Regions from separate parts of the Homo sapiens genome. Here region 1 is linked to region 2. A link is a loop called in an ENCODE intact Hi-C map of the cell type or tissue named here. Cell type or tissue: heart right ventricle. All regions are shown on one strand.

The links. A loop is a pair of places that touch in the nucleus more often than their neighbours do. Peaks named below come from ENCODE experiments on the same cell type or tissue, not always from the same donor. Only the 100,000 strongest peaks of a DNase experiment are listed, where the experiment ranks them.
Region 1: it touches region 2 in a loop (2.7-fold over the local background); 31 of 110 quality-filtered maps call a loop at or near these places.

What each region holds. Positions count from the first base shown.
Region 1 is chr1:178,054,081-178,056,580 of GRCh38, reverse strand. No RefSeq gene overlaps it. Among named protein-coding and RNA genes, the nearest start is that of CRYZL2P-SEC16B, 17 kb to the right of the region's middle. In heart right ventricle, CTCF peaks have their summits at 472 (motif pointing right) and 1,290 (motif pointing left); a DNase peak (open chromatin) is centred at 1,283; H3K27ac peaks cover 2,500 bases.
Region 2 is chr1:178,188,471-178,190,970 of GRCh38, reverse strand. All of the region lies in intron 1 of RASAL2 (RAS protein activator like 2), which reads right to left. Among named protein-coding and RNA genes, the nearest start is that of RASAL2, 96 kb to the right of the region's middle. In heart right ventricle, a CTCF peak has its summit at 950 (motif pointing right); a DNase peak (open chromatin) is centred at 960; H3K27ac peaks cover 471 bases.

The DNA of each region.
Region 1 (2,500 bases), 130 kb after region 2:
TGGCATAGACAGGTCCTCCTAAAATGCAGATCTTATTAGGGAACCACCATTCCCCTGCTCTTAACCCTTCAGTGGTTCCCCAGTGACCGGAGGATGATGTCTAGGTAGCCCAGTTATGATTTACAAGACTCTTCATGAGCTGGCCCCAGTCTACCGCGAGCTCTCCATGCTGTTCAGCACACCCCCACTACCACGGGGCCAGCCCTACTGCCTTTCTTTCAGTTCCTCAAATATACTGTTTCTTCTCTCCCCCAGCCTTCAAACATGCTCTTTCTCCCTCTGCTCCTAACTCATCCTTCCTTTCATTGGACATTTCTACCCCAGGGAAGCCTTCTGTTACCACCCTGGCTCTGGATTAGGCTTCTCTCCTGTGAACACCCACAAACCTCCTGCTTTACCTACCACGTAACACACTGCTCTGGAATCATTGTGCTTGCTGGCCTGTCTCTCCAACTGAACTGTAAACACATGAGGGCAGCACTAAGCGTTTGCCTTGTCCAGTGTTGTACTCCCAGTAGCTGGCACACAGTAGTGCTCTGCAAGTATTTGTTGAATAAATGGCTACTGTGCAATATGACAATTGAAAGCCCAGTGGTACTTCCCAGATTTACATTCGACATGTTTATTTTAGTTAAGTCACTGCTAAGACACAGGAAGGGCCCTGAATTAGACATGTGTTGTAATTAGGCTGCCCTGACCTCCTCTTCTCCCTTTCACTTTATTCCAAGGCCCTCTCTCATCCCACCTTTTCCACGATGCCTTCTCAGGAATCCTGGTTTGCAGTCATCCGAGTCAGCTTAGGGGCCACTCCCTGTGTGTACATTTACTGGCAAACGTCTGCGTCAGATTTTGTAATTTAAAAAAAATTTTTTTTACTGTTCATTTGAAAATTACTATTAATTATAATTGCTTTTAAATGATTTTACAATTTTGTCTTATCTTTTCCAGGTTTTTCTTGATAGTAGGAAGGATGTTTTCTTTTATTAATCCTGTTGATACCTAATGCTTTTGCAGTACACAATTTGTGTTTAATGAATACACACGAGATAACTTAAACTCTAATTTTTCTTTAGAAATTGAATTTATTATAGTGCCATTGTGGAAATGAATACTAGATCTGTTTGGTGATGTGGCAACTGCACTAAGTTTCTTAAAGGAAACTGTGGTTCCAGGATGGGCTTGGAAGCTGTAGCCCAGAACTATGTGGGCACCGCATCCCTGGTGGGTTGGCAGGAACAGGAAGCCCGCAGCCAGAAAAAACATTGTTCCATGGTGCCCTCTAGTGAGCCAAGGCGCCACCAGGTCAGAAGTCAGGGCCAGAGGCCCTCCAACCTCGGCAGGAAGCAGGATCATCCGGGGAGCCTGACAAAACTGTAGATGTCAGTGCTCCTTCCCAGAATGCCAAGCCAGCAGGGAGATCAAGCCCTTCAATCAGCATCTTCAGGGATCTGATGCACACAGTCCTCAGATCACACTTTGTGAAGTACTGACTAGGTGATGCTCATCAGAAAAAAACTCTCCAGATACATAATCTGAGAACACCCACGCCCATTCTTCTGCTCCTAGGGATGGATCACTGACTTCTTGCTTACTACTCAAGGATGGATTTGGATGAGAAAGACAGAGAGAGGAGAGAGAGAGAGAGGGAAGAAACAGTGTCTACATCTCTGGTATGAATCCAGTACACACAAGAATATTGAGCAGCAAAAAATGGATGGAAACACTGAGCGAATGTTTTAGGGAGGATTGTGTCACCCTCTTTTGATACCTATCTCCAATCCAATAAAGCACTAATGAAGAGCGCTACTTTCCTCATTTTGTACCCTTCCTGGCAACAAGGGTGGGGAGGTGCCTGGCTTTTATCAAGCAAACCATCCACGGCCACCACTATGTCAGACTTTTAAAGTATATCATCTCTAGAAGTCCCTGGAATCATAGAGAGTGAGGCATTCTTTGTACCATACAGAGGGAAGGATTGCTGGACAACTGGTTCAAGCATAGGCAACAGAGAGAATTCACTTTCATGTGTCTGTATTTATGTTCTGTTAACAAACTCACTGTAAAGATAAATACGGTAACAACTGCATCACTTTCTCATTCATAAAAAGGGCCAATTCATGACCAGAAACCCAATAGACAGTGCTCATCAATGACAAAAAAAAAAAAACCACTTCAAATCCCCACCAGTACTTTTCTTCCTTCCTCTTGAAAATTTTATTATTATTATTATTATTATTTATTTATTTATTTATTTTTGAGACAGAGTCTCGCTCTGTTGCCCAGGCTGGAGTGCAGCAGCACAATCTCAGCTCACTGAAGCCTCTACCTCCCGGGTTCAAGCGATTCTTGTGCCTTAGCCTCTTGAGTAGCTGGGATTACAGGCATGTACCATCACATCCACCTAATTTTTGTATTTTTAGTAGAGATGGGGTTTCACCATGTTGGTCAGGCTGCTCTCTAACTTCTGGCCTCAGGTGATCTGCCCGCCTCGGCCTCCCAA
Region 2 (2,500 bases):
TCCTAATACCTGAAGCCATTAATCCTTACTATTCTTCTGAGAGACAAGCCTTACATCTCTTTGGCATCATCTTTATTTAAAGAACTCAAGTGAATTGTTATAAAAATAAGAGTTTAATTCACATACAAATTCAACTAAGGACAGGTCTTCACCACCTAAAAACCTATGCTCTAAAATGGACAACTCACAGTGACTGTTTATTCCGGCTACATATAGGGGATTTTTTTTTTTTTTAACTATGAAATTACAACAAAGTTTAATATGCATAAGATCACGCATATGAGAAGCATACCAATTTGGAAATTAAACCCTCAAGTCAGAATCTTTCACAAAAATCATTAGATCACGGACTCCTTGTTCTTTACTTTGCACGTAGTTTATTCTAGCTAGATAGATTCCTTCCTGTCAATCTTATCAGTAGCAGCTTTCTTTTTAGATTTCAATGAATCAGTACACCAATGCAGTTCATAAAGCATCAAAAGATTTGATAGGAATTACAAAACAAAAATTAGAACTTAATGAACATATTCAGTTAATCTTAGAAGTGTAAAACCACAAACAAATATTTTAGATACCACTCTGTGTGTAAGGCCTTACACATTTTGTTACCTCTTTTCCTCTAACTGTTCAGAGTATTCTTTTGGTTTTATAAAATTAAGTACCTTCAGTTCTCTTGTGCCTATTTTTGAGATATTGGAAAATATAGACATATACGTAAGAAAACCAAGTAGTCAGCCAACAGCAAGATGAAAAAGAAAATAAACAGGCTAGACTCACTTCTTTGCGATCCCTCCTTCAAGGAAAAAGAAATACACAGTATATACCTGTGTTTCTCAAACTCATTTTAGACCAGATAATTCTTTCTGCGGAAGGTGGGGTAGGGGGCTGAAGGAAAGCTGTCCTGTGAACTCAAGGATGTTTATTTAGCAGCATCCCTGGCATCCACCCACTAGATGTCAGTAGCACACCCTTGCCCCCTTGACATGACACTACTCAGCATGCCCCCAGTTGAGAACCACTGGTTCACAGCACAAAGCAGTAGTTTCAACTTTGTTTTCCCAACATGTACCATCAGTTTACAAAAACAATTGGACATGCATCTCTATCCAGGTGTATTTATAAATTACATTCGTGGACTGCTGTAAATATACATTGCAAAAGATAGAAACATAAATTTAAACACAATGAGAAAAAAACACATAAATAGATGTGCTAATAATTTTATCCTGAACCCCAGAGGATTATCTTTGTACTCCCAGGGATGTATACACCATACTTTTGAGACAACTGGTATAGATTATTTTCAGATTTGATTATCTTATTGGCTCATTTACTGTTTTTTACAGTGAGACTGCGAGGTCATTGGGTTGTGTAGAACATATTCGTGCCATTTATAAACTAGATATAATCACTCCAATATACAATGTAACAGAAATGCTGTGGCCTTTACTGAAAAGTGAAATAACTCTAAAGCTTCCAGAAAAATGTATTCGTTAAATTTTTGGTTCTACAGAAAAGTATACTCATAAGACCAATGACTCAGGATGAATTCTCTGGTTTACTTTGGTCTTTCTTTCTCCTGTATCTGGTACTTGTATTCAAGGATAGACAGATGTCAGCATTTCTACCACACAGTCCTACAACCCTATTTACAAATGGACCCCACTAATGTAGCAAGAATTGGTTATTATATCCTCACATGACAATCAATTTTTATTTAACAAAATTTGTGGAATACATACCAAGGAATATAAGAACTGTAATTATGCTATTGCTGAAGGTCTCTTATTTTATGCCATAATGATTAGCCATAAAATAGTAGTTTGGGAGAATATTATCAGTCATTCATGTAGTAACTCATGGTTGATAATGATGCAGCTGGTATCAATGTCATCACTCCAGATTTACACAGGTAACATAAATCAACATTTGAAGCGAACCACAATAATTGCTATGGTTATTTGCCTTTATCTTGAATGCTTCTAACTACCATATGGGTCTCAATTTTATAACTGGCACCAGTAAATATGGCTCTATATTAAGTGAACTCAGTGGTCCCATCAGAGAAACAGTATTCATAGCTTTTTAGAGGGTATAAAATTTAGAAATTAGGTACTTTTAGTGACTCCTGTGGTTCATCACCCTCAAGCAAAACAATTTAAGCTAGTATACAGATATCTGTAAATAATGAAGAGTATCATTTGCCTTCTAAATAGTAACACTCATTCAATAAATGTTGAATTAGGATCACAGAATGTAAGCTTAAGAATCATAGAATCCGAATGTAAGTTGAAGAATTTTACTACTTCTAAGTTTTATTTGAACATGCTTTTGAGAGGAAATACTTTAAATAATCTGCAAAGTAAAATTCCTTTAGTGGCAGACTTTTTGGTGATGTAATTAATATCGTACTAAAAATGAAACTGCCATCATCCATTTCCTATTATGACCAAGTGACCGATACTGAACTTGCCCTCCTATAAACACCTAGAAAACCAGA